Linked DNA regions of Homo sapiens: region 2 is linked to region 1. A link is a loop called in an ENCODE intact Hi-C map of the cell type or tissue named here. Cell type or tissue: PC-9. All regions are shown on one strand. Links, peaks and the distances in the headings refer to the core of each region. The heading gives the core; the rest is flanking DNA. Region 1 has its middle 170 kb from the start of LYPLAL1-AS1. Region 2 has its middle 150 kb from the start of LYPLAL1.

Region 1 (15,557 bases), core at 4,296-12,295:
AATCAGAATCTCTGTACACTGCTAGTACAAATATAAAATGGTACAGCTGCTATGGAAAACAGTATGGTGGTTCCTCAAAAAATTAAACAGAAAATTACTATCTGGCCCAGCAATTCCACTTCTGGGTATATACCCCAAAGAATTGAAGGCAGTGTCTCAAAGAAATATTTGTACACCCATGTTCGTAGAAGCATTATTCATAATAGCTACCAGGCAAAATCAACCCAAAGTGTCCACAGACAGATGAGTGGGCAAACACAATGTGGTATATAAATATAATATGATATTATTCAGCCTTCATCCAAAAGAAATTCTGACACATAATACAATATGGGTAAATGATGAAGACATTATTATGCTAAGTAAAATAAGCCAGTTACAAAAGGACAAATACTGTATGGTTTCACTTATACAAAGTATCTAGAGTACTCAAATTCTTGAAGCCAGAGACAAGAATGGCTGTTTCTAGGGACTAGAGAGAGTGAGGAATGGGGAGTTAGTGTTTAATGGGTATAGAGTTTCAGTTTGAGAAGATAAAAATCTTCTGGAGTTGGATGGTGGTGATGCTTGCACAACAATGTGAATGTATTTAATGTCACTGAACTAGATACTTAAAAATTGTTAAAATGGTCAATTTTATGTTACATTATTTATATTTTGTCACAGTAAAAAAGTATACTTGAACAATTTTTAAATGCCCCCACATACCTTTAGTTTATTTTTTTACAAAAGGACTCACCTGTAGAAATAAAAGCTGGAGATTGCCTCTTCTTTAATTAGTATTTGGCTGATTCTATATAATGGATACTTATCTAAAATATTTATTGTAAATCAAATTATTATAAATTACATTATTTAAGTAATAATTTTTCTTTTTATTTAAAGAAACTGCAAAGTTAAAATTTTAATGACCCGACTCTTACATCTTGTTCTCTATCACAAATTCGTAATTTTTCATATGAAGTTCCAAACTCAAAGACACCCAGCTTCCTAAAGGTGTAGGCCACAGATAGCCAAACATTTTCTATAAAGGGCCAGAGAGTAAATATTGTGGCTTTGCCATGTGGTCTCTGTCTGAACTAATTCAATTCTGCAACTGTAGCAACAAAGCAGAAATAGGCAATACATAAACTAATGGGGATGTCTATGTTCCAATAAAACTTCACTTTCAAAAACAGATGGTGAGGAGGATTTGGCCATAGGTTGCTGACCTCTGGTGTAGACCAAATGAGATCTCTGCTTCATGCAAAAAGGGTCCAAAACAGTTCTCAAGAAAAGTGTTAGCTGGATGAAGTCAGGAAGGACAAGTGTATTAGTCTGTTCTCACGCTGCTCATAAAGACATACCTGAGACAGGGGAATTCATAAAGGGAAAAGGTTTAATTGACTCACAGTTGAGCATGGCTGGGGAAGCCTCAGAAAAGCTACAGTCATGGCAGAAGGGGAAGCAAACACATCTTTCTTCACATGGTGGCATCAAGGAGAAGAGTGAGCAAAAGGGGAAAAGCCCCTTATAAAACCATCAGATCTCATTAGAACTCACTCACCATCATGAGAACACCATAAGGATAACCATCCCCATGATTAAATTACCTCCCACGACACATGGGGATTATGGGAACTACAATTCAAGATGAGATTTGGGTGAGGACACAGCCAAACCATATCAGCAAGGAAATTAAAAATTGTTATTCAAGCAAAGGTAGTGGAGGTGAGTAGGGATGGGAGTAAAAAGAAAATGGGGGTCAGGGGAGGTGGAGAGAAGGTTCTCCATCCGAGGAAGCTACATACTCAGAGACCCAGAGGCTAAATGATGAAGCCCACTGCTGCTCTTGGAAATCACTGAGGGCATAATGAGACATGGAGTGCTTTAGCATGAATATTTAAGAATATACACAAGGGCCTTTTGGTCAGCAGAGACCCAAAGGGTTATAAAGGCTGAGGGGAGGTGGAGGAGAGTAAAGATAGACAATAGACAATATATTTTTAATTGGAACTTTAATAGAGCTTTTGAGTTCTGAACTCATGCAGTAAGTAGTTTTGACAAGCCAATGCCCAGTAATCACTTTACCAAGGGGGAGAGCTTGTTCACCATTAAATGCTGATCTGTTAAAGGAAAACACAAATTCATAATTCATACTATTTCAATTTTTGCTTGGAGGCCAACTAGCAACATAGAATATATTTCATTTTAACATTTCTCTCTATATATATATTATGTATGTTTGTCCTATACTTTAAGTTTAACCGTAATATTTGCCAGTAAATCATAAGTATGTCTGCAACAAATGTCCTAAGGGGATTTTGGTGACTTCTGTTAACCTCTAATTCACTATTTTTCAAACTTTTGACCAACCATCAGCAATGTCATTGCTCCAACTTGGTTGCTGAGTAGCCTTAGGCAAAATGTAGGATACAAAGGCATAACCCAAGAATAATCTTTCATCCTTGGGGTCGAGGAGGGAAAGGTGGAAGCAGAACTCCTGGAACAGCACTGCTTCTGCCACCTCAGACCAGATGTACATTGTCCCAGTGTGGGAGAAGCAAACTGTCTCTTCACTTGCTTAAGTTATTCAATCACTTTTTGGCAAGACTTCAAGCAGTTTTTGCTGCAGTTAGCTCTAAAGGGGGCATAGAGTTTTTACTACTTTGAAATGACAAGCTTAAGGACATTCATGATAGGCTCAGGAGGGTCTCTGTTGGGTCTCAGGAAATGTCTCATCAAAGTCATTCTCAGGAGTTCCAGGACAGGACTGCATTTTTGGACCTAAATTATTTTGCCCTCTATGCAGTGATTTCTATGTCTTAGAAAGAAAAAATAATAATATTAATAATGGTGAGTGGGATGAGAAGTCCCTTTACATTCCATTTTATTATTCATTTGGACAGATAATTGTTTGAGACTACCTTAATGGAAGTGCATGCTATACAAGTAAGAAATTATTTCATACATGTCAGTTCTTTCAGGATGCTGTTGCTGTAATCACTCACTGAAAAGACCTATTGTTAATTTTTAAAGAAGCTTAAAGGAGAAGAAAACATGCCCACGGGCACAAGGTTCAGTGAGCAGTCATAATGTGGTGAAGAAGAGGCAGGAAGGAGGCCCAAAAGGCAGGAACTGGCTGGGGGCCATCCCAAAGGCCATGGCAGTAAAGGGTATATGTGGATGGACACCACGAACTGTACCAAACAATGCCAAAAATATTGTCTACCATACTTACTTCATCCTTACAGAAACTCTATGATATAGTTATCATCTTTAGCATCCTTTTATAAGGAGGAAATTAAAGCCCAGAGGAGTTAAATAATGTGTCAGTTGGGGTCTTGTGAGGAGAAGAATCTGAAACAGGCTTAGAACTGCAAGAGATTTATCGAATAAATGCCTGTGAAAACTAAAAGAAAGGGAGCAGGAGTCGTCAGGGAGAATCTTCAGACCATGGTGTGGGTGGGACGCTGTAAAAGGAGAGAGGGAAGGAAGGATGAATAGAAACAGCCCCAGACCACGGCACAGTTGGCGTAGCTTTACACAAGCCAATGGGAGTCCCCAAACAAACATGCTCATTGGAAGAGTCCTGGGGAGGGAGGGCTGTGTTGGCACCATTAGTCTTGTCATGTACAGTCATTGCTGGGAGCATCCCAAGGGAAGTGTGATCTTGACACCAGCCTGGTGCTGGATTCGAAGCTGTCAGCCAACTATGCCCTTGTGGCAGGTTTTCTTGGAGAAGGTCTAAGCAGGTATTTCCACAGATGCCGCTGTAACTTGCCTCGAAGGTGAAACTAGGATTTGATCATGGGCTGTCTGAGCATTGCACAATGGTCTGAAATCTTCCTTGATCTGGTTAAAGAAGTCAAAAGGCAATATAAATATCTTGATACCGTATTTGCTATATTTCAGGAGTTGGCAAACTTTTTATATAAAAGACCATAAAGTAAATATCTTACTCTTTGTGAGCATATGGGGTGTCTGTCACAAATACTCGGCCCTGTTGGTCCTAGTGAGAAAACAAATGGGAGAGGCTGTGTTCTAATAAAATTGTATTTATGCAAAAACAGGCACCAGGCTGAATTTGACCCAGGGGCCATAGTTTGCCAACCCTTGCTCTGTATGACAAGAAACAAATGTCAGATCAAAGAGGAAACAAAAGTAATAAACTGTAGAAGATGAAGACATGAGAACCCAGCATCAGCTCTGATATGGTTTAGCTGTGTCCCCACCCAAATCTCATCTTGAATTGTAGCTCCCATAATTCCCACGCATCATGAGAGGGACCGGGTGGGAGGTAAATGAATCATGGGGTGGGTTTTCGCATGCTGTTCCTGTGATAGTGAATAAGTCTCATGAGATCCGATGGTTTTATAAAGGGGGCACTCCTGCACATGCTCTCTTGCCTGCTGCCATGTAAGAAGTCCCTTTCCTCTTCCTCCATCTTTTGCCATGATTGTGAGCCCTCCCCAGCTGTGCGAAACTGTGAGTCCATTCAACCTTCTTCCTTTATAAATTACCCAGTCTCAAGTAGGTCTTTATTAGCAACATGAGAATGGACTAACACAAGCCCAATCAGCCCATTTTCTTCACAACAATTTCTTGGCTGTCATGTAGACTCACATAAGGTCTCTATTTTCTATCCAAGAGAAAACTCATATATACGCTCTTAGTGGGGACAAAATAGAAAATAGTTTCTTCACATTCCTGACACATTCTTTCCCTGGGCCAGGAAAATAGAGTGGGCCATAGGTGGCTTAGTGATATGGATTCTGCTGAGTCCTCACATTGGAATGACAGGGAGGGTTGCATGCAGAACACAAAATAGGAGAGTGCCCTTTTAAAGGCATTTGAGAAGGACTAAGAAGATTTATATCTGAAATTAATATTATGCATCATTCATTCATTCATTCATTCAAATACTAATGGAGTCCCACTTTAATCTTGATCATGTGCTGATACTAAAGATACAAAAAAGATTAAGTCATGGATTCAACACATGAAGAGGCCACAGTTCATCAGGGAAAAGACAACACAGTACAATACGAGCTATGGTACAGGAAATCACATGGTCTGTATGGATCTGTATGGATTGCCCTCTTCTAGGCAGCTCCCCACTCCTTTCTTCTCTGCTAGGAAAAGGTAAACAGATCTAGCCTGCACTGGCTTAGCTAGGAATGGATGTTTAGATGATCTTTCCTTTCTGACAAGAATACCTTACTGGCACATGAGGTGCCTATTGTCCAGGGTGTGTTGGTGCAAAAAAGAGACACAGTCAGGGAGGAAAGCAGTCTGAGTATATGAAGTCCACTTCACAATTTTGTATAAGGTTGCCCTCTCTGGATGAAGAATCTGACTCTACATCTCAGTGTTTCCTTCAAAATGAATACAAAGTTCTACAGAGTCAGGAAAGAACTGGAAAGTCTCAATCTGTGGCCACTCTTCATGGCAGGGAAAGCTAGACTCATGGTGAAGAAAAGCTTTTCCTCATTGCAAACTGCATTCCAAGTTGCCACTTTTTTTGTTGTTTGTTTGTTTTTTGAGATAGGGTCTTGCTCTGTCACCCAGGCTGGAATGCAGTGGCGCAATCTTGGCTCACTGCAAGCTCCACCTCCCGGGGTCACGTCATTCTCCTGCCTCAGCCTCCTGAGTAGCTGGGACTACAGGCGCCCACCACTGCGCCCGGCTAACCTTTTTTTGGATTTTCAGTAGAGACAGGGTTTCACCGTGTTAGCCAGGACGGTCTCGATCTCCTGACCTCGTGATCCACCAGCCTTGGCCTCCCAAAGTGCTGGAATTACAGGCATGAGCCACTGCACCCAGCCCAAGTTGCCACATATTTTTAAATACCCTTATACTTTAAAACTACCCACCATCTCATTCCACATAATGCTTAAATAAACCACCCAGGCAGAAAACCACATAAAAATTAAATTTCATTTTTAAAACATGATTTTTATAACTTGTATTTACGCCCAGCTACAAATCAGAGAAATAGAAAACATTTACATTAAAAAAAGTTTTGTTTTGTTTTTTTTTTCAAAAAATATGGCCAACTCCAAACAAAGATGGCATAAAAATGCCCACCTACTCGGTGCAATATTTTTTCTGTCCGGATCAGTTAATAGTTGCATCTATCTGATAGTATTATAAAAACATGAAATCAACAAATTATATGTAGATTTCTTAAATTATGTGTCTAGAAAAGTGATCTGGACTGTTCATGAAGTCAAAAACCAACAACAAAACAACAATAGCTGCTCACTACGTGGTTCCATGTAGACCTCATGTCAATTTCCAGACTATCATACTATTGTTTTCTAGTCTAGGAAAGTCTTGAATTACAGATCATTCCCACTAAAGCATATTCACTTGTCCTAAGAACATTTACTTCTTCACTTTATATTCTACTCAAAACTCAAGTCAGTCCCTTTGGTCCTAAGATATGAAAAGCACCAAATCCACAGATAGTTTGAGTTGATATTTCAAAGCTTTGAAAGTGAAATATAAGAAATTGTATTGGACTTGTGATAAATGAGAAATGTAGTGGCATATTTATGACACTTTAACTAATTGGGCTGGTCATTGTGCTTCCTGGCTCAGATGTATCACTGCACTACCACAGGTCAATATACTTCAGGTGGTGTTCTCAACTCAGAAATATGCACAGGCCACATCTCTGATGGAGCTCTTGGCAAATCACTTGAATTACATTCCCTAATATTCAACAGATGCCTATAACCCACATGGCAAACAGATACATTCAGTCAGTAGTTCACCATAACATTATATTGAAACAAATACAAGAACCCATGCATAATATTTAATAAAAACACAAAGAACTATAAATGGCATAACTCCAGAGTTCATTACTGCTCAAACTGTCTCAACTTTCATAGTAGCATATATTCCACTGACCAAATCAGTGTGTATTTATCGTGAGATTCTCTCTCTTTGGCAGAGAAAGCAAGTGGAATATTCAACGTGAGCTTGATTTAGAATAGATAGAGGCAGACAGACCTTGCAGCTTTGGACGTTACTGAAAAGAGAAGTGATTTATGATGTCATTTCTGTTTACATATAGTTCATTTTCTGTTAGGGCTATAGCATTTTCTTCAAGTAAAAAGGCTTCTTGGGATGGTATCTCACCACTCCCCTCCTCTTCCCAGCCAACCTTCCCCTCTCCTTCCCTACTGTTTTCCTCTCCTTCACAGCCCATATGTCTTATAAGACAAGTTTCACTTGAAAATGAACAAAACTCTGTGAAGAAGTGAGGTCAAAGTTAGAAATGCGAACATCCATTTTCATCTTTACCAGTGATTCCAAATTCTTGTGATTCATTTATGGGAAAAGGAAGAGCAGTAAAACAGATAGGGCAAAATAGAAAAATCTTCCTTAGACACCCATTATCCTAATGGCAAAGCTTCTAATGGGTAAAGGAAACTGTTGAGAGGTGATACTCTTGCCAGTTTTTAAAATTCTGTATTTGCACTGTAATTAACAAAGAATAACCACTTGCAGTTTCAATTATAGCAAATGCTCTTCTCCATCATGTCCCTCAAACTACATTTGAATGATACCTCTGTTGGCAATCAAGAAGCATTTGGGAGGCATTCCAGCAGTGGTTTTTAGGTGAAGATATTTGATCCCTCTGTTTATATATTCTTGTTTAGTGTAGAATCATCTCAGATCAAAGGTAATGTCAATTGATTGAATTAAAATGTATAGAATAAAATCCACAAATTAGGTCGGATGTCTGATTATGATCTTTGATCAAAAAAAGTACATGAAACACATTTTCTGAATATTTAAAGTGCTGTCAAGTATAGTATAATACCACATGTTGTAAGGAGTTTAATAAACACAAATCAGTCGAATTTATTTGTATTGTTTGATCTGTTTTATTGTCATAAAATATGTATGGAAATGACATATACAGAAGCAGCATTCCTAAATAACCTGGCATTGATAAAATAAGGAGAAATTCATCAAACAGAAATATATATAGCTCATCCAGAGACTACAGAGCATTCTGATATAATTACTGTGATTCTGTTTCATTGCCAACAAATGAGGAAAGAGACTGCGTAGTAATTCTCTACTCCCACATACTTTTGGTTGTACAACAGGTCCAAATAAGACTCTACGGATCTTGGATCGTCCAGACTATATGACTTGACTATTGGTGGGCTTTTTCTCCCAGTAATGTTCTGCAGGTGGTGGTGGGGGAGGTCAGTAAACCTATAAGTTGGCTGTAAATATGCCCTCCAGAGATCTGCTGGGGATTTTAAACATTTTAGATACAAGGCAGAATCAACTCATTTTGAAAAGAAAGCACTCTATGCCTGGAGAATACACCTTCCATTGGGCAAAGAAAAAAACTCTGCCAGAATCGAACTTCTATACCCAGGAATACCATGGCATGATTCCAATAGGTTCAGTTCTGAGATAGAGTGGAAGGCTAAACTCCAGGGCTGCTTCTTGCAGTTCCTCCAGCCCAATACCTTAGTCTGAATCCCAAAGCCACTCAAAAAATTGTTCAAAAGTTTGCAACAGATGGGTTCAAAATCTAATGCATTTAGAAATAGTTGGCCTATCCTTGAGGTATTTGAGCACAATATATGTGATAATATATGTCACTTTTAAAGCAGTGTTCCACTGTTATAGCACGAGTCCTCATTTTGGACTCTAAAAATAATTTTATATTATGTCTATATTTGTTAAGAAGCTTGTAGAAAAAAGTGTTTGGGGTAGACCAGTAGGGCAAGGGGAAGGGCAATAAAGAGGAAAGCTTCCCATATTCTGCATTAGTTTAATTTCTTTTTTCTCTTTGCAAGCTTTAAAAAGAAGGGGGAAAGGATGAAATTATTTGAAGGAACAAGAGGGTAAAGAAATAAAGATAAACAGAGTTAAGATGTAATTGCACGCTGTAATTTGCTAACAAAGAATTTTGTAGGTTGCCAACCTGTATAAATTACATACAGTTGGGAAAAGACTTCCAAGCAGAGAGAAATATAATTGCTTCATCTATTTTTTTTCTCAGTCAGTGTTTCTAACACTAACTCTATTGTATGACTGAACTGTACAAAATTACACTAGTTTCACAGATAGCCTTTGAAACACATTGTTGTAGGCCCTGAGACCTCCAAACTATCACCTGTGTGGTGAGAGCCCTCTAGTGGATGGGGGACTCCAAGCATGCAATGTCCGGAGCTTTGCCTGGAAAGGTGAAAAATTCAGTCATCTCACATTACCACTGGGCAACAGAGGGGAGACGGCAGAGCTTTCTGGGTGTATTTCTCTAGCTCAAATGTAAAATGGGAAGCCTACCTCCTCTGCCAGTTGCCATTTAACATTTCTATTCTTCCAGAGTGTTACACCCTTTCCTTGACATTCTGACAAATCTTTGGGTAGAACCAGTAAACAATGGCCTTTGGATTACTGTAGAGAAGAGAGGGTTCTGCATTAAGAGAAAGTGAACCATTATTCTAACACTATTCCGTCAGAAAACTAGCTGTATGACTGACTGATGGCTGATTTATCATAACCAATATATTTCCCTGAAATTTGAAGAGGAATTGGAGATTCCTCCTAAGTTGCCAGGAATTATTTAGAAATGTGTGGCCATATAGCCAGAGTTCTCCCAGTGGCTCTCTTCTCTTTCCTGGTTGTTGCTTTTTAGTCTCCTTTGTTAATTTCCCCCTATACTGGACCTTTAAACCTTGGATCAACTTGAGGCCTCTTCTCTTCTGACTTTGTACAATCTTAAGACATCTCAAGGATATATACTAATAAATGTTAAATTAAAAATTGTACCCAGATCTTCTTTCTTAGACTCTTCCTTTTAGATGTCTCATAAGAGCTTCAAGCTCAATAGAAACAGAAGTGAACTTAACCCAAATCTGCCCCCTTTCTTGTGTTTCTAATCAAAGCAAATGACAACCTACAAACACGACCATCTTTTTGAATTTTCCTCCTTCTTGGGACGCATAATCATCAAGTCAATAAATTCCACCTCTGATATTGCTTTCAAATTTATTCCCTCTATCTATTTTAACCATCATCACTAGCCTAACCCAAGCCATACAAACCAGTGCTATCACTTTCTAACAAATATTCCTGTATCTATCCCCTAATCCACTATTTTAACAATGCAGACCTGATCATACCATTTCTCTGCTTTAAATCTTTGATGACTGTTATGATAAATTTCCATATTCTTTTTATGGTCTCAAAATCCTGCATAATCTGGACACTGCTTATCTCTCCAGTCTCTCTTCCCCTTCTCCCCCACATGCTCCTCTGTCCAAATATAACATTTTACATTCTTTCCTGCCTTGGGGTCTTCATTCAGCTGCTCCTGCCTGGCATGCTCTCTGACTACACTTACCTACCTAATTATTAATGTTCATATTGCATTTTAAAGCTATAAGTCTCATTTTTGTTAAAATAAAATGTAGGTAGAAAAATTTTATATGTACATGTCCTTTAACTGAGCCATAATTAAAAGGAAAGAAATTAAACAAAGACTCTTGCCCAGAGAGGAAGCTGTCTCCCCTCACCTGTAACTGCTGTGTTTACACAGATGGTGTGCTCTGAAAAGCCTTGCTTTCAGTTGATAAGGAAACTAAAATTTAACCAAGACCTTTGATTAGCTGATTTATCAAGTTGAAGCCAGTTCCCCTTAAGATGAAATCTAATTCTTGCTCTGTATCCCATGTGGCAAGCTTCAGTTTTCTATAATTTTCGTTCATCCAACATAGAGATAATAACTCTCCTGAGGTCAAATTATTTTTACGAAGGTTGTCTTCAACACCTGAAATGTTGCTTTAAATTCTGAGTTTGGAAAAAATTCACAGATGCTTAGAATCATGAATCACTGGGATGTGATGGTGGGGAATATGTCTGTTGCTCTTCACTTTCATTTTAAATGACATTCCCACTCTTGGTTTTCTTTCTTTGTTCTTCTAACTGTCTAAATTACCTGTGAAAATTTATGAGTGGAAACAGAATGGTTTAATATGCTTCTTTCCCAGAAGTATTTGGTATTTACAGTTGAAAAATGACCTAGATTCGGTTCTAATTCACACACAGGTGATGCTTGCTATTTCTGTACTTTTCTCCATCAGCCTTAGCCTAAACACCACTACCTCATGAAAAGCTTTCCCAATACCTCTAGGCTGGATCAGGTGGTGTTATTATTATGTCCACAGCAAATGTTTTACCTCCTCCACTAATTACCCCATTAATTTCAGTCTTTCAGTTTATGAGCTCCATATCATGTCTACCTTGTCCATTTGCTCATGCCCTGCACATAGCACAGTGCCTTAGACATAGTAAGCATTCAGGAAATATTTGTTGAGTGAAAAAATTCAATGCTTCCTCATATGGAGAGTGTTTTCTTGGCAAGACCATGCAATCAGGGAAGAAAATTACTATTAAAAATACAGACTTTCTCAGAGATCCCAATGGCAGGATCTCTCTCTCTCTCCCTCTCTCTCATTTTAAGTCTCTCCATGTTTTGGTTTCATTCACGTTTCCTTGTACACTTATTCCTCTGCCTCCACGCATAAGTTACAGGTTGTTATTATAGCTCTGGAGTTTATGTGTTTTCAGTTCACAGGACTAGTAGAGTCTAATATTCCTTATCCAATTCCAAACTCTAAAAAGAGAGAGAGGACTGTCTATCACTGGGCAAAACTAGTGGGACACCTCTTTCAATCAGCTGTGACTGGAAGGGTTCGATTCTGTCAGCAAGATGTTTGTGTGGGTTGTGGGTGAGGCATTGAATACTGCAAATACCCCAAAAGTTGTCTACTACACCGTTTGTCTCCTTGAATGCTCTGGAACATAAGATCATAAATAAATAAATATCAGTAAAAACAAAAAAAGCACAAAATGTCATTGGCTTCCCTGCAGGTGTTGATGAACATTAAGGGAAAATCTAGGTTTTATAGAGATGTATTGACAAACATTTCTCTTTTCTCAAATAAGGAGTATGTTCATTATTACTTGATGAGACTACTCCTTTATTCAAAATATCTCTAATTTTTAATAGTTTTTCCTTAACTCATTATGTGGTTTGCAACTTCTTAATAGGATTGTGGACTAGAATACACAGCTACTCCACACCTGACATTTTTCTCTTCACATATCTATCCAGGAGAAAGAGTTTCTTTACACATTTAAAATATTATTTTCACTATTTAAGTAGGCCATAAATCTGATTTTAAATGCATTTGGTATAAAATGTATTCTCAAATGAAAGAATATGATTGAAAATATTGAATTTTATTCATTCTTTTTCATTCTGGCTCTATCTTTGTTAATAATTCAGACATGCAGGAAATATGTAAAGGTGAGATTTCAAGTCATTACTAACATGCATTTGTCAGACTTTTCCTGGAATAAATATAAAGTGGCTTATTTGATACATGTCTTTTCTAGTTTCAAAGATTCCATTGGATTTGCTGAAGCAAACACAAGAGTATGGGGAAGGCCTGAGTATGAGGAAATGGCCAGGAAAAGCATCTTAAACAAGGGTGGAGTTTGTTATTCAGACTGAAGTTTGTGCCTTCTCCATTGATAAGAGTTGTAGATGGAGATTTAAAGTTATATTTCTCTTCCTGGTGCAGAGAAGGAGACACCCTTACAAATGAAGATTGCCTTTATAAATGTAAATTGCCCCTTAAAAGGGGAAAATTTTACTCTTGTCTTCAGAGATTTTCCTGGGCTGGCTATTTGCCAAAGTAATCGGCTCAGAATAACCCTTATGCTAAAGCAGAATGTTTTGGGTTGTCATGTCCTGAACTTCATCATTAGCTAGATTAATACCAATGAAGAACTGTAATCTACCATGTATAACTGATGTTTGCCATCCATAGTCTCTCTGAGTCAGTTATATTAGGTTGGCGTGAAAGTAATTTCGGTTTTTGCCATTACTTTTAGTGGCAAAAATCGCAATTACTTTTGTGCCAACCTAATATATAATTATCAAGAATGGATGATAAAGGCAATATTTGCAATAAAATTAATAGCAATATTTTCCACTGTAGAAAGCCAGATTTGCATAGATTGAAAATTATTGAACTAGAAATTAGAAGACCTCAATATCTGTATACTTGTTTATCATTTGATTTTAGTTCATTCACTTAATGCTCCCGAATTGCCACTTTCTCATCAGTAAATTAGTATTGGATTGGACAATTTTTACATTTGGTTCTTGTTCTATGTGTCACAAAATGCTTTGTAGTCTCTAGGCTTCATTTTGTCTCCCATAAGCCTGGAAGCTAAACAGGAAAATACTGACTACACTGTGTAAATGACAGAAGTGGGGTTGAGGCTCAGAAAATGAAGCCTCCAAATATGGCGCTTTGACATGCTATACTAAACAAGCAGCCTCAAAGTCTCTCCCTGCCTTCCTATCTCTCTGATCCTTTTTCTTTTCCAGAGCACCAGGAGGGGCTCTCTCTGGAAGTTCCTTTATCAGACAGAGAAAACTTCTTCTAAAAGAAATGCAATTGTCTTAAAATCCCCTCTCTAAAAATCTCATTAAATAACCAAGGAAGATTAACTACCAGAGAAGAGAAGGGACTGGGAGTCATCATCACAACCAGACAGATTTTCCATCTATTCTTCTGAGGGCAGTTCCATAAGATTAGCTAGGGAATTGTATCTGCATAATATGACGACCTTTGCCGACAATGCAGTTCTATTCTTGCCCTTTCCATAATTTGTCCACAAGCTATTGTTTGTCCTTTGATCCCGTTCAGCATCAAGAGAATCATTTACAAACCTGTTAGGTCTTTTTGCTCATTTATTTACATCTCTGCATATTTCCCCTTCCCAATGAAGAGGGCATTTAAGCATTAACCATCTGGCCCTTTTCTTGAGTTTTTCATATTTATTTATATGACTTGCATGCATTATGCACCTTAATAAATTTGTTACCTTTTTATCTTTTTAGCTGTCTTTTGTTATAGGGGTGGCAACTTCATTGGCATTTTGAGAAGTTTAAGATCTCCCCAAACTGGCCTAAGACTTGCACTTATATTAACTTCTGCACCTCATTTTATAATGGGGAGAAAATGTATCACCCCTTTTCAATCTCTACAGTTCTTGTAACAAGAATGGGATGACTGAAACACCTGATGCATTCCAGAGCCTACAAATAAAGTCTTGGGACAACTGACAAAAAGCCAACAACAAAAGGTTAAAATCTTTTACCGAAGTCAGTTTTCTCAGCCCTCTACCTGCAGTGCCTGGTCAAGAATAAAAGGTAAAAATTTGTCTTTATTTCTTCCTTTCCAAATTCAGTTTGGCAAAAGCATATTATTTGCTTGGATTGTGACTCTTGTGTACATTTGTGGGTACCCATTTGCTATTGATCCTTTCTCCTCCATGGACTGCTATCGTTTTCCTGTTTGTCTCATTTTGTGACCTGAGAACTTGGCTCAGCTTGCCACCTGTCACAGGCATGCAGATTGTCAAGCCTGCATATGCAGACAGCCAAGCAAAAGGTTGTGGGGGACCATCATAAAAAGTTAAAATACAGACTGTTGCCATCTCTCAAGACATTGTCTAAATCTTCCTTGCTTTTAGTTGTCTTTGGAGGCTGTTTGATTCTGAGAAGATTGTGTCTTCACACCTCTTTGGAGACATCTCATGCATTTTTGGTTAACCAAAGGAGGCTTATTGGTTTTGGTTCTGAGTCAATTGGTAGATACATTTAGCTTGAAAAAAAAAAATTAAGCCAGGACTATTTTCTCTTTGTCTCACTGAAATCTGATAATGAGAGATTTGAGAAGATTTTTTTAAGAGTTCTGTGATAAAAAGTCAGCACAATAGGAACTGATATTCAAGCTATATATTTTTAAAGCCACTCTATTTCTTTCTGTTGAATTTTGTTTCTACTCTTGGGAACTCCTCAGTCTATTGAACTCTTTTTTCTCAAACCCCTACCAACTAGAACTTCACTGGCATTTTGGGAAGTTTAAGATCTCCCCAAACTGGCTTCTCTAAGACTTGCACTTTTATTAACTTCTGCACCTCTTTCCTTTTGACACATTTGATTGTCCATCCAGTTCTCTTTAATCATTGATATGTTCCCCATTCAAGCCTCTACCTCCTTCATTTGGTGGTCACTGGATATAAAATTACTAAGACAAAGCATCAGTGTTCTGGCTATCCCATAAAGGTACCTAGGGAGGCCTTCTAGCAGCACTGAAACCCCTTGAGAAACACAAAAAAAGCATCTCAGACTCCCCTGTTTGGGGTCATCTGTCTTCCTCAGGGAGCCCCAAGAGTCGTGAGTAGGTTCCTCTCAGGTCAGAGGTGCTGCTGTCTTTTACATTGAGATCCCTGATCGCTTTGTCTTTTGGGGATACCAAGAGTCACTTTATACTGTGAGCCAACACTTGATCCTCGATGTGCAGGAACTAATGAGTCACTGGCAAGAGCTGTAATTTTAAAGTAAATGACAGTGGTTGCAATGAAAGGTTATTACTACAGTAGGCAAAATCCAGCCTTCCATCCTCCTCATTTGTTTGTATATTTAAAATTTTAAGTCTCAGATT
Region 2 (15,557 bases), core at 5,167-13,166, 60 kb before region 1:
GCAGATACTGGCAAAATTTCAGAGACAAATAAGGAAACAGCAAAACTTTAGAAATAAGTACATTTAAAAGTTAGGGTGTTTTTCTTCAAAAACTTAGGGATGGGCAGTCCATCCCCTAAAAGCTAATGGAATAATTTAAATTCTTTATTGTATTTCAGAAGACAATGTGGATAGCTAAATATTTCAAGAAAACTTCTCATTATAATTAAATGGAAAAAAAATGCCCCATGGCAAGAAAAAATTTGGTGAAAAGCTACATGTACGTATAAGGACAAACCTATCTCAAAGATCCAATAATATTAATATTATTTTATAGAAGCAGATACGCTTACAGGTTTTGATCATGACTATTTAGCTCAGTTGATGAAGGCTGGTATTAGCAAAATTAAGATCATGGTGTTTATCATCAAAGATTATTGAATTTTGTTAAATGTTTTTTCTGCATCAATTAAAATTACCATTTCTACATCCTCTTCATTCTGTTAATGTGGTATATTACATTGATTGACTTTTTTAAGTTGAACCATCCTTGCATTCTAGGAATAAGTCTCATTTTGTCATAGTGTATAATACTTTTAATATGCTGTTGAATTTGGTTTGCTAATATTTTGTTAAAGATTTTCATATCAATGTTCAAAAGGATTATTGATTTGTAGTTTTCTTGTAGTGTCTTGTCTGGATTTAGTATCAGGGCAATGCTGTCTTCATAGGATGAGTGGAAAGTGTTCTTTCCTTTTAAATTTTTTGAAAAAGTTTGAGAAGGATTTATATTGATTCTTCTTTGAGTGACTGATAGAATTCACTAGCAAGGCCTCCAGGTCAAGGAATTTTCTTTGTTACGAGATGTTTGTCCATAGCAGCAGTATTTACAATAACTAAAATGTGAGAGCAACCCATGTGTCCATTGATGGTCAAATGTATATGCAAAAATGTGGTATGTACATATAGTGGAATATTATCCAGCCTTAAAAAGAAACAAAATTCTGATATAGGCTGCAATGTGGATTAATCTTGCAGACACTACATTAAATGAAATAAGCCAGTCGCAAAAAGGCAAATACTTTATCATTCCACTTATATGAGGTACTCAGTGTTTTCAAAATGTTGGAGACAGGAAGTAAATGGTGATCATTAGGGGCTGGGGGGAGGAGGAAATGGGGAGTTACAGTTTAATAGCTATCAAGTTTCAGTTTTAAAAGGTGAAAAGTATTACGGAAATGGTAGTGATGGATGCACAACATTACTAATGTATTGAATACAACCAAACTGTACATTTTAAATGGCCAAGATGGTCAATTTTATGTTATAGGTATTTTACCATAATTTAAAAAATTGGAAAATTTTTAAGGTCATGGTTCAATTTGTTGTTCAATTTTTATAAACTTGCCCTTTTCAATCAGTTTTTCTCACTAGAGTGGCTGTTCTAAAATCCAAATACTTCATGTCAATTTTCTTAAATCCTTCATGCATTCTCCATTGCTTCCGAAGTAAATCCAAACTCCTTAGCATGTCAGCAAGGACTTTCCTGTGTATCTCTGGTGTCTCATCTTTCACTATTTCGTGTTTCAACACCTAAATAGCTATATTCCATTCACAGGAACTATTTTCAGCCCCTCCAGTGTTTCTATAGTAAATGTCCTGTTGAATATTTAACTTGGATTTTTTTTCTCTTTCTCTTCTGAGAGAGGTACAGGGAAGTCACTTCAACCATCTTTAGAAAAGCAAATAATCTTTAGGCCCTGAACACAGTGTTCCCAAACAAAAAAGGGCTATATATATTTGTAGTTATATATATGAACCCTGAAGAAAATGAGGTGATGATGAGAAAGTATGCAGTTATCCTAATTGTCCCAGGAATAAGGGGGTAGAAAGAACCTATTTTCAGGATCAAAAATAAATAAATAAGCTACTTGACTTTTAGTGGTATGAATTCTTAGAAAGGAAAAAACAGATGAGGAATTTCAGGTCTGCAGGGCATAAATGCTTGGTTTAATCCTGATAGTATACTCCTGCAGCAGTTGTCGTCTCAGAGAATGACTTTATATGAGATCAAAAGACCCATGCTTTTAGCCTAGGCATCCTTCACTCCACTGGACTTGTGCTGAGGATATGGACCTTGCAGCCTTTAAGATCCATAGCAACAGGTCTGTGGTCTATCAGCATCTTTTGTGGACTCTGTAGGTCCAGTTGTCAACAGTGTCACCAAGCGGCAGCAAGAAGCAAAAGCAATAGCAGACTGATCAGACCCCAGGCTCTTCACTCTTGGGTGTTCAAGTCAGAGTGTTGACCTTCTGTTGGATTGTGCAAGCCTTTGGAGTTTGAGAAAACTCAGAAACATGAAAAACTGCAAGTGGGAGATAACTGAATGTTGGGCTAATCTAATGTGTATGGGCTTGAGCTCGTTTTCTCTGGGATTAAAAAAAGGAAGTAGATTCTCCCCTTGGGCCAATTGTGTGGATCAATTATTATCAATATCTATCATGCTTCTCTAATTTTCCATCACCTTGAGTGTTCCTCTTTCTCCTTTTCTTACAAATAACTCAAGTGTCACTCTCCCAGGAAGTCTTCCCTGCCTCATCAAGACTGAAATATCCCCTTAGCACCCTAAGCAAACACCTGTGTTACCCCCACCCCTCCCCACAGTCCCCCATCCCACCAAACCATGATCTCTTCTTCACATTGCAACTTGAATTGCCTAATTTAAATGTCTGATTTTCTCATCTCCACCAAACTGTGAATTGTATAAAACAAGGATTACATGTCATTTACTGTTGTGTTTCTACTACCTAGGATGTACTTAATAAATACTAATAATAAGAGAATGAAGCTCTCTGATTAGAAAATAGAAATATCCATGCCAAATTTTAGGCTCAAAGACCACAACCCATAATGACTAGATTACTAGTCCTTGGAATTAAATAAGTAAAAGATCACAATTTGACCAAGGTCATTAGGGAATTTTGTGTTTAGAGAAAGATAAGGGCTAATGATGAAGTCTTGGGAGCTCTCATTCCCTGATGAAATTACCGTGTCCTCAAACACTCACCAAGAGGAAGGAGAGGACCCCTAATGTGTCCCTAGAAAAATGGGCAGGGAAATATTCCAGAGTGCAGAGTTGGAGGCTGACGGGGCTTGTCCAAGGAACTTACTCCACTGCCGGTAAGAAACCCTGTTTTTCTTTCCGGGAGAAGATGGTGTGTGCTTTGGATCACTGACCCCTTGGGATTGCTTCCCATTCTTTCTCTTTTTCAAATGAAAGGCTTTATCGCAGTTATCTTTTTTTTCAGGCAGGGTCCAATCAAGAAAACAGAAACCATGTTTCAACAGAGATAATATGATGCAATGCATAAACTAAACAGGTGTTGGTAAACTAAAAAGCAAACAGTAACACAGAAACAGTAATTGCAGAAAGTAAGGACTGGAGGAGAAAGGAAGAGATGGTAGTTAAGCTCAGAGCATGTTGCTGGGCAGCTGGACTCAGACTTCTGAGGACAGAGCTTGTGTAGACCCTTCAGAAACTCAGAGGAAAGACCTCCCATAGCTGAGCCTCTGACCCGTGGAGAAGGAGTGCCATTAATGTGGTGCCTGGGGAAGCTTCCCCATCGAGTTGGAACCCAGATCTGTGAGATGTGAATGGGGAGTGCTTCCTGGCTGTACTGGAACTGCTGAGAGGATTCCATGAGGCTGATTCTGGAAATGCTAAAAGAAGCACAAAATAATGCCCCCAAAATCCCCTAGAATCCAACTACCTATGCTGCGAAGGGCCAATTCTGGGGGATTCTGCAGAAATAGGAGGGAGCAAACCTTTTCTCCGCACTCCTCTTTCCCAATCTCTAGTACCCTTTATGGGCAGAAACCACCTGCCAAAAAAGAAATGTGCTTCACAGGGTCCCAGACCCAGCATCACAGAGCAGAGCACAGAATGGTGAATTGGAGAAAGAGGCAAGAGTGTAACAAGCAGGACTGTTCAACTCTTTGTTTACTCACACTGACTCACCCCCTTCTACATGTGTTTGAACTTTTATAAAGCAATAACATCAGGATACAACCATCCTTCATAAAATGAAAACTCTGTCATCCTCTTCTCACAAAGGGAAGATACCAAGTCCCAATAGTTAACATATCCATCCTGAGCAACAGGCACAGTATCCATCTCTGTGTGGGGTTAACTAGTCTTATAATCCAGTCACAGTCCCACCTGAATATTCTGTGACCTAAACACTAATCTTTAAAATAATTCAACTGTACAATAACGCTTACATAAAATATTGGTAAAGGAAACTGGAGAAAATAGCACAGATAACACACAACACAATACGCAAGACAGAAAATATGCATGTCTGCTACAGTCCTTGTTTCTGTAAGTGGTCAGGATGTCATAGTAGGTAAGCGTTTATAATTTCTATCTCCATTCTCCGTCCCATGTTTTCTTTTCATTCAGCATCTCAGCTAATTTTGCTCTTTACCTGCTGGGATGACACAGACCTTCAATCTATACTGGTCCTGCCTTCTCTTGGTTGCTATCATTTTTCCATTAACTTTTGCTACTGGGAATGGAAGCACAAAAAGGCGCCCTCAGAATCCCCGAGAATCCAGCCATAATTCTTGTCCCCACTGTGAAGCAGCAATCCAACTTCTTCTTGATCGTCAAGATTAATCACCCAAGCAAACAGTAAGATCCTTTTTTAAATTTAATTTAATTTTATTATTATACTTTAAGTTCTAGGGTACATGTGCACAACGTGCAGGTTTGTTACTTATGTATACATGTGCCATGTTGGTGTGCTGCACCCATTAACTCGTTATTTACATTAGGTATATCTCCTAATGCTATCCCTCCCCCCTGCCCCCATCCCACGACAGGTCCTGGTGTGTGATGTTCCCCTTCCTGTGTCCAAGTGTTCTCATTGTTCAGTTCCCACCTCTGAGTGAGAACATGCGGTGTTTGGTTTTCTGTGCTTGCGATAGTTTGCTGAGAATGATGGTTTCCAGCTTCATCCATGTCCCTACAAAGGAAACAAACTCATCCTTTTTTATTGCTGCATAGTATTCCATTGTGTATATGTGCCACATTTTCTTAATCCAGTCTATCATTGATGGGCACTTGGGTTGGTTCCAAGTCTTTGCTATTGTGAATAGTGCCGCAATAAACATACGTGTGCATGTGTCTTTATAGCAGCATGATTTACAATCCTTTGGGTATATATCCAGTAATGGGATGGCTGGGTCAAATGGTATTTCTAGTTCTAGGTCCATGAAGAATCACCACACTGTCTTCCACAATGGTTGAACTAGTTTACAGTCCCACCAACCGTGTAAAAGCGTTCCTATTTCTCCACATCCTCTCCAGCACCTGTTGTTTCCTGATTTTTTAATGATTGCCACTCTAACTGGTGTGAGATGGTATCTCATTGTGGTTTTGATTTGCATTTCTGTGATGGTCAGTGATGAGGAGCAGTTTTTCATGTGTCTGTTGGCTGCATAAATGTCTTCTTTTGAGAAGTGTCTGTTCATATCCTTCACCCACTTTTTGATGGGGTTGTTTGATTTTTTCTTGTAAATTTGTTTAAATTCTTTGTCGATTCTGGATATTAGCCCTTTGTCAGATGGGTAGATTGCAAAAATTTTCTCCCATTCTGTAGGCTGCCTGTTCACTCTGATGGTAGTTTCTTCTGCTGTGCAGAAGCTCTTTAGTTTAATTAGATCTCATTTGTCAGTTTTGGCTTTTGTTGCCATTGCTTTTGGTGTTTTAGACATGAAGTCCTTGCCCATGTCTATGTCCTGAATGGTATTGCCTAGGTTTTCTTTTAGAGTTTTTATGGTTTTAGGTCTAACATTTAAGTCTTTAATCCATCTTGAATTAATTTTTGTAAAAGGTGTAAGGAAGGGATCATTTTAGTAGCATGAAGACCCCAAAATGGTCAGTGGCACCATCAAAATAAGGAGGTAGTGATAGCATAAACCAGATTTGTTTGACAAGTTCTCAAGATTGGTTCTTGGGCTATTCCTTGGAATTTACCAGGAATAAAAGTTAAGATTTGTTTCAAGACATAAGGAGGAGGAAAAGAGAAAACTACAATGGGAAGTAAGAGTGACAGAACGGCACACCCTTTTTTACTGGGTAATATACCCTAGACCAAAGCAGCAGTTCTGAAAATATTTGAAGTTTTGGAAACTGGAAGCACAATTTCTTGCTGAACTTGAGTCCCAATGCTTTGGATAAAACTAGACAAAATCTGGAACATAATGGAGGCACAGTTTCATCTATATTTAGCACACCTATATTTAGTTTTATTTTATGGAATATCAAGAACTGGCTTAGAAATATTTGTGAAGAAGGCATTTCCCTAAATTCTTCACTTCAGTTTTCATTGTTAGAACCTCCTCAATGTCTTATAACTTCCCTCAGTACAATTATGGCCAGGTTTATCATCACTGCCTGGGAAACCCCAAAAATCAGAGCTTACACAACCTGCCTATAATATACTTGTCATTTAAGCTCACTCTAAAACGCAACCTCTCAGCTCTCTCATTTGCTCAGTTGATAAATGTATCCACACTAATTAAAAGGGATGTAGGAGCTGCAGCAGTGTGATTAATATACTGGCTTGCACAGATAAACATGGTGTTTATAATAGTCAAAAGTAAATTCATTCTGGAAGACAATGAGGCGAACAATTTAGTGAAGCATTAAACTCAGGCACAGTGATTTTGGAACCAGATAACTCATATAAAACATATTCTATATTTTATAGAATATAAATAATGAAATGTATTTTTTCTTTCTTGGGAACTATTGTTATATCTTGAATGCTTTTAGGCATTCTTCCAGAAGTCAAACAAAAAAGGAGAAATTGTTTACTTGAAACTTCTAAGAAGTAAAGAAGGTGATAACTTACACAGGTCATCTCTGAGCTTAAATTGTGCGATGCTAAGAACAAAGAAATCAGAAGGGTTAAGATTCCTATGTGTTTTCACTTCCTCACTTAGCCCATTTTCTGTCCCAGTTTTTCAGTCCTCTGTTGTTCCTGTTCTTTCATGAGCATCAATGTGTGTTCAAAGTAAAAATTGAATGCTTAAATACTGCAGTAAAGGGAAATTAGAAAATCTTAAGTTAGTTTCAGTTTTAGATTTTAAGGCTGGATTCTAAATGCCAGTTTGTTTAAGCGATGCTTTTCCCTTTGTTTCTACATGTTGAAATAGGAAAGTTCTGTGGGAAATTGGCTTCCTGGTGTGAAATGCAAGACTTGAAGTTCAAAGATACTTGTGAAATCCAGTCCTTGTTTTGTTCATTAATTTCTATAAGCAAGCACAACTATTTAGCTAAACAATTCAAGACCTAACTGAACTGTTAAATGTATAAACAGCGGGACAACCATGGGAACTAATTGCCCTTCCCTGAGATGCAGCGACATTTGGGGAAAAGTCACCATATGCACATTTCAAAAGCTGCAGGTGCAACCACATGGAAAGGTTAGGTCAGTTATGGAATTGAAAGTATACTGAAAATATAAACTAACATGAACTAGGAAAAAAAGACCTCATGAAGAGGAAGAAAAATGAGAGGTGGGTGGATTCAGACCCTTGTAAAGACTTCCTGTCAATAGTCCTGGTTTCTCAGGGAAGTCTCATTATGTGGCCTTCATTAGGTGAGTTTGAAAGAGGTTAGGGAGGAAGGGGCTGAGCCAAATAGGGAAGCAGTAGGGTATCCCTTCTCATCTGTCTGTGCCCCACAAGGTTGTTGATTGCTGAAATGGGCAGAGCAGCCTGCCTGTCACATGTGGCATAATGAAATTCCTGCCCACGTCTGTTGTGAGCTCTCTCCTTTGAAGCTGGGCTCTGTTACGGCTGCTCCAAATGAAACATGTACCAAAGTGACCCATGGACAGGGAGAACTGTGGTTTCCATAGAGCTGGCATTTGTTCAACAATGTATAGTATAAGCCTGAATAATAACCGAGGCAGTTTAGAAGGGAAGAGGGCAAAGGCAAAAACAATAATAAAAACCTTAGAAAAAAGTACAGTGGATTCCTGCAGTTGCTTTAATCTCCCCAGTATAACAATATTTATGGAAATATACTATCAACACTGAGAAAGAAATATACACACACATGCATATATACTAAAACACACACCCATAACCACCCATATAGTAATAATTAAAAGGCAGTGACTTGAGTCTCCTTACCTTTCTGAACATCTGTCATGTTTTGGCAGATCATCAAAGCTCCCAGGAACATGGTAACTGACTAGTAAGCCGATGCTCTCTTCACTACCCAGTCTAAATGTGCGTTTCTCTCTGGTACTGTTCCCAAATGGTGGTTCTTTCTTACCCACTGTAAGGCCCCTTTTTCCTGCAGTGTGCATTTATTCTTTACCCTACAAGAAAACAGAATGTGACCAGATGGTTGTTACTAGGAAAGAATTATCCTGAAAAGAAACTAGATGCCAGTTTCTGATTCTTAATTCTCACTCTGTAACTTATGGGTTAAAGGCCCTGAATTTTAAGCTTCATTCTTTTTGGAGGGATAAGTGTGACCACGAGTTCTCCTTTTCTCCAAAGACGAGTGTATAGCTCCTTCATAGAATGTTCTGAAATGCCTGGAGGAACTGGGTCAGCTCTGCAAACAGTACTTACTATCCTTTCACTCTGCAGAAAGCCTGACCTTAACAATTCCACATCTATCCAAATATAAAGAACAAAAGGTAGTGACTCGGCCCCTCTCTCTTATCCCTTCCCCCTCTGCACTCGTGTTTCCTGCATTTAATAAAGGCAGCAGCTAAAATTTAATAGGAATTGGATAACCATGAAGCCATCTCCTGGAGTTACATAGCATGTTTTGTATTATAGTGTTAGGATTAAGGAAGGAAGAAGGCTAAATCTGCCTCTTGCTTCAAAAACTGGTTTCTTGACATCAGATTGACATGGATGGTGAGTGAAATACAGGATGAAGCCAAATAGTGTGTGTGTATGTGTGTGTTGGTGAGTGTGTGTTGAGGTCAGGTTGAAGAGTTGCAAAGTAAAAGTCAGTACATATGATTTTTGTTATTGTGGCAAGTTATTGCTCTAACTGATGTTTCACTGAGTCATCTAAATGTGCATAGAGTAACCGCCTTAAATACAGAATGTATTCCAGTAAAAGTGCTATAGCAAAGCTCCTTGGCTTTTTTCAAATAAGGTGTTTTCAAGCTGACATGCTGTTCATTGGGTTTGATGGTGCACACAGGAGATCTGTGTGTTCCCAAATACACCAACCTTCTTAACCATCACTAGACTGAGGCTAGTTCCTATGGGAAATATAAACTTCTTTGTTTTCAAAAAAACATATGGGCCAAATTAGAAAGTAAATAAATGAATACCTCTCAAGAATCCATGATAACACTTGCCGAGCAGTGGGTCAGGCCAGATTTAATCTAAAATCTTTCTGCTGCGTGTAAATGATTATGTCATAGCATTTGTCTTTAATTACTCACCTCTTTCCAAAGGCTTGACTCATAATGCGTTTCTCAGTTAACCACAAACACTTGTACTACAAGATTTGTCATATAGATTCACTCACTCCCTATACCCACCCCTTCTTCTTTCCCCTTCGCTACAACATTGTTAAGTCGTAGCTCCTGAAAAAGAAATTTTGAGACATTGTCTAAACCACCCCTTCCCTGATGTTTTGAAAATTTCCATGCAAAGAAAAATGGCACCGTCCCTTTCTTGACTCATGAAGACCACTATAGTAGACTTAATAGTAGTGGGAAATAGCAATACTCTATCATCATGGTTTTACACTTATATGACTTTGTTCCTCTGAGAATTTCTAAGAGTTTCAAAACATATGAAAAGAATAAAGACAATGGGTTGTAGCTTGTAAATGAGTACAAGTCAATTAAGCACCCACATACATATTTTTTCCTTCATCACTTCACTTCTCACCTCACCTTCCCCTGTGAGAAACAGAATGAATTCTGATTTAATTGAGTGAATTAAATCAGTCATGTCCTCAGCCCACTTAGCACATATTGTTAATCCACTCAGTTTTAGCAGAGGTGTTGGCTCTCATTGGTGATTGTTTCCATATCTTCTGACCAATCCTGTAAGAAGTTTGGGATTATAGAATTTGGGGGAAATATAAGAAATGACACAATCCTAAAGGTATGTCCATCCAGGATTGGTGTTATTTGTAGGTAAAGTAGGAATCACCTAAATGATGCAATTTGGGAGGTTTAAAGGATTTTCATCTCAGCTTACTACAACCTCCACCTCCTGGGTTCAAGTGATTCTCCCTGCCTCAGCCTCCCGAGTAGCTGGGATTACAGGCACCCACCACTATGCCCTGCTAATTTTTGTATTTATAGTAGAGGCGGGGTTTCACCATGTTAGCCAGGCTGGTCTCAAACTCCTGACCTCAGGTGACCCGCCTGCCTCGGCCTCTCAAAATATTGGGATTACAGGGGTGAGCCACCACGCCCAGCCTTAAAGGCTTTTTGACTCCCAAATCTTGATCCTACTAACCTGAAATTTCCATTTTGTTAGTTCGTGAGGGTTTTTTGTTTTTGGTGGGTGGGGGGTTGGGGGGTGGGGGGGCATTGAATGAAAAGGTCTCTAAACAGCCACAAGAATTTTCTTAAGGTTAGAATGAAAATTGCAATACTGGCAGGGCTTAATGTCATATTAGTTTGTGCCTCCAGGAAGGAGGTGGAAAGATGGCTGGGACCCTGAATCTTCATTCTGTATCTGTTGTCTATTATAATTCCAGTGGAGGTTATTACTATATAGGACATGATCCCCAATTCCCTTCTGGGATTCTTGACTCGGGGTAGTGGCCTAAGGCCCCGTATCAACAAGAAAATTCCTTCTACCTATTTGATTCAAATTAGATTAAGTAGCCTCCTTGGCGCCTTTCCTGTAGTGTGGACCCTAGTAACTTAAATCCTGAAGTCTTATCAATTTGACAGTGAGAAGCTAAAGAAAGAGGAGCCTTTTAAAAAGTGTCAAGGGGAAAAAGTGTCTCTTGCTCCCCCTAAGCCTCTCATTCCATGTCTGTTTTCCTCTGGATACCAAACAGGTTGCGGCATGGGATTGCATCAGCCTATGGGGAAGAAAAAGAAGAAAATAGACAATCTGCACAGAATATGTAAAAGGAGAACCAAAGCCCAAAGAGAAAAATGCTGAGAAGTCGCCAGCAAAGAAAGCACAGTAAACAACAGCAGGGGCCGGGCGCAGTGGCTCACGCCTGTAATCCCAACTACTCAGGAGGCTGAGGCGGGGGAATCGCTTGAACCCATTAGGCGGAGATGGCAGTGAGCCAAGATAGCACCACTGCACACCACCTCATGACAGAGCTAGACCCCGTCTCAAAAAACAAAAACAAACAAACAAAAAAACAGCAGGAGGCAGAGGAGTTTTCCATAATCGTACACCTTCTACTGATGTGCTCTCCATTAGCCAGCCTTGACTTCACCAACATCACTGCTTCTCCTCCTCAGGGCTGGGTGGAATGGGGTTATGGTGGAGAGCTGCAGAAAAGCTTTAGCCACCCCCAGCTGTTAGAGGGTGCAGCACAACTCGCTTTAATTGCTCATGTATTCTACTGGCCCAAGCAGTCTGCAAGGCTGAGAGTGAGTTGAAGAACACTGACTAGGCAAATGAAGACAAGAAGAATTTGAAATGGCGAGGCAATTGAGGTCCTGAAGAAATGAAGCACATGAAGATGGGGGAGCAGCTCAGAACATCAGGAGGCAGTAATGGGATACTGGGTGCTTGGAGGGGAACGAGAGGTAGTGGCAGTGGATTTCATCTGATCAGCAATTTTATTTGACTTAGTGTGACAAATGGACCAAACAAAGAAACTATTCTGTTGTTGATGATCCCTATAATCATTCCCTAGGAATAGTGTGATATAGTTTGGCTGTGTCCCCACTGAAATCTCATCTTGAACTGTAGCTCCCACAATTCCCACATGGGAGGTAATTGAATAATGGGGTCAGTTTTCCCCATACTATTCTCTTAGTAGTAAATACGTCTCTTGAGATCTGATGGTTTTATAAGGGGAAACCCCTTTCACTTGGTTCTCATTCTCTCTTTGCCTGCCACCATGTAAGATGTGCCTTTCATCTTCCACCATGATTTTGAGACCTCCCCAGCCACGTGAAACTGAGTCCATTAAACCTCTTTCCTTTATAAATTACCCAGTCTTGGGTATGTCTTTATCAGCAACATTGAAAATGGACTAATACATAGGAAAATTGATTTTTAAACTAAAAACTGTTCTTTCAAGACGAGAATATTTATCCTATACTTCCTGCTGTCTGTATCTAAAGGTTTGCTTACACATGTCATGTTTTGCCCCAAATGTCCTTACTTCTCTAACCCAGACCAACTTGAACTTTTTCTGTATATTTCCTTGTTCAACTGAGGAAACATACCTCTTGTTGGCTTCTTTCTTACATGAAAACTGAGCTCCAGTTTCTGACATCTGGGTTGGCGATACTTCCGGTTTCTCACTCATGCACATCTCTCTGATCCAGTTTTCTTGGCACTTTTTCTTTCTGACTAGGAAAAATTTCCTAAGCTGTTCTTGCAGTTACCATGCCTTCCTAGGTGATGTACCCTTCGTGAATGATTTTCTTTCTACATGATAGTAAGCCTTCAGTCTAGACCTGGTTGTTCTACATTCTGATCTAAGATTCAATAGAATTCCCTTCTCTTTGTGCCCACCATTATCCTACACACCAGAAGAATTGTCAATTTCTTTTCATTAATACTGGCCAGTTGTGGATTTTTTCTTTTGTCTGATAGAGTCATCATTCAGATCATAACTGATATCTCACACATTTTCTTTGATACTTGATATAGAAATAAATTATCATATACACACGCTCACAAATGGAACCACCCTTACCTTGGGGCACAATATCTATATAAATAAGCCACATTAATAAACCTCAATCAAAATTATATACAGTATCTATATCAATAAGCCAGAAACCTCAACCAAAATTATAAAATTACACTTGTACTACTAGTGCTAATGTCATCATTTGCCAACACAAAAAGTACTTTTGTTGCAATTATTTTCTTCTTTCCACCATTCTAAGTTTGAATACCTGGGATTGACTAAAATTGCAAAACTAGTTCTATGTTTAATGTTTTTATTCATGAATAAGTGTCTTGTTTTCTATCCTTATTAACTTTTTTTCTTGCTAATAATGAATTTATTTTATTTCTTATACCACAGGGGTTTTCATAAGTAACTTTCAATCCTTTTTGGAGCAAAGCAGAAGTTATTTGGTAAATTTATTAATGTAAATATTCTTTTATTCTCTTTTTTTTCTGTTCCTTCTCCATTTTTGTAGTTCAACACTTTTCAAATTAGTCTTAATTATTTGATCTGACCATTGCCATAACCTGTAATTGGATAAAAATGTCTAAGTACTGGTCTCGGTTTGACACTTAGAAGCAGTAACCTCAGAATGTTCCTTAACTCTACTTAATGAAAAGAGAACTGTCCTTATAATGAGGACAAAGGGATAAATAAATAAAATCATAAATATGAAAAGTCTTAACATGATACCTGAATCATACTGTATCCTTAATAAATGCTCTTTGATTCGTGAATTATAAAATATGATTTTTTCCATCCTGACCTAATATTTGTCATACGTTTAGCAATGACAATCATGCCTTACAGTGTAAGATTCTTGGGAACCTTCTTTCTGGCTTAAACATTTCACCAGGGTCCCAACTGTGAAGTCATTAATCAAATAGGTATGCAAAAAATTTTAGATGTGGACAAATCCTTTCCTTCTTGAGTAAATGAAGCATTCTAAATAGCCGTGTCTATTTTGTCTTTTTATTATGCATTTCAAAGAAGGCATGAGTGGGTTTTCTCTGGAATGCCCGGTGAGCCTTCATTGCTGAAATTGGGGTGATACCCATTTTTCTCCAACCAACTCTGACAATGCTTAATGGGAGTGAGAGGAAGTGATTGGTCTTAAGAGGAAATGCAATGAACAATTTTCTTTCTCTCGGTCAGCTATGACAGCATATAGAAAGAACTTGAGTTTCAAAGGCTGTGACTGCTGCAGGAAACTCTAGAACCTGTGGCGTTCAAGTAGGATAACTGTCTCCCTCCAAAGCATTTTGGTAATCTCCTCCTCGCCCCCACCCCCTCTGATTTATGACTGTATCTTTTGACCTTCTTTCTTTCTTCATAAAAAGCACTAAGTTGCCATTTATATAGCAGAGGACAGCAGATAAATGTTAAAATTTACTGTAGATCCTCACTGGGGAATGGGCTTACAGATCTCTCAGGCACCAAGTGTCACAAAAGCATGTGAGTTTTGATATCCTTCAGTCATGTGAGGAGTAATCATAAAAGGACAAAGTCCTAAAAAAAATTAAACTTTCCATAGACAGAGCATAGCTGCATTTTAAGTAACCACTTTAAAGAAATGACTGCTGTTTTGGCAAAAGCTAGTAAGCCACAGAAAATTAATTTCATGTTTCATTGACATTACTTTCAGGAATTTCATGTTGACATAACCTATAGAATAAGGGTGAGATACTGCAGACAATATATTTAATGCTGCTCTACAAGCAAAAAATATTTTAAATCCAAACAGAGACTCAGCTTTATGAAATAATCATCTTCTGTGTGACAATGAATGAAACTGTAATTTTCACATTAATTGTCTAGATGCTAATTGCTTCTAGAGCAAAAGTTTAAATCAAATTGTGAGCTCTTTTTAAGGCCTCTGTGTTGAACCTAAGTTACATTTCAAACTAATTCTTATTTTGTCTTCCATGTAGATAGCAATGCTTTTATATGATTGATATATTAAAAATATCAACTAATGTCTGATTCAATTGTATGCTAAGCTAAAAAGAAGGCACCTATAAACACGTACTTCTAAATACATTCAACAAAATAATTGCTTTTATCCAAATCAAAATGTTTTCACTTACTCCACAGTTGAGAGAGAGGGAGATTATTGGCTTTGACCAGCAATATGCATGTTTGTCTCATAAAAGCTGTATGTCCTCATTCTTTGCGTTCGCATCTGTCACCATGAATCTGTGATCCACCTGCTGAGAAGACTATTGATTGACTGTTGTTTGACCAAGGCTCTCTTTGGGTCTGAGGTAACAAGCCTTGTTTATATAATGCACAGTTTCTGTTTCTACCTCTTGGCTTTGAAATCTGCTCAAAGTCACATATTAGCAACTGGCAGAAATCTGGCTAGTATTCCTGCTGTTGTAAAGGCTTCTCAGCTAGTTTCTATCATGTAAAGGTATGATTCAACACATCTATTAAATGTTCTTCTCATCCTTCTGGCTTGTCATTTGTGCTCTTGCCAGTATACCGTAAAGCTGGGAATTCACTGAGTCTGGCAGATTTGAAAAACACTTGGTAATATAGATATCTCAGGCATTGGCTAGGTGGTTAGATCTCTTTGATTTTATGACTCCCAGATTTCATCATGACAACCATTGCTTGAAGTCACAGAAAAACTTTCCTGTTGTGATTTAGTATTGCCACGTGTATTAGACAATTATTACCA

What was found. Peaks named below come from ENCODE experiments on the same cell type or tissue, not always from the same donor. Only the 100,000 strongest peaks of a DNase experiment are listed, where the experiment ranks them.
Region 2: a loop joins it to region 1, with 2.1 times the contacts of the local background. A loop is called at or near these places in 5 of 110 quality-filtered maps.

Annotation. Positions count from the first base shown.
Region 1 is chr1:219,376,855-219,392,411 of GRCh38, forward strand. It overlaps a transcript of LYPLAL1 not described here. Among named protein-coding and RNA genes, the nearest start is that of LYPLAL1-AS1, 170 kb to the right of the region's middle. In PC-9, for the core only: a CTCF peak has its summit at 9,163 (motif pointing left); a DNase peak (open chromatin) is centred at 9,127.
Region 2 is chr1:219,315,747-219,331,303 of GRCh38, forward strand. It overlaps a transcript of LYPLAL1 not described here. Among named protein-coding and RNA genes, the nearest start is that of LYPLAL1, 150 kb to the left of the region's middle. RefSeq lists a silencer at 15,001-15,295. In PC-9, for the core only: no CTCF peak of the experiment used is centred there; a DNase peak (open chromatin) is centred at 9,505; H3K27ac peaks cover 1,608 bases.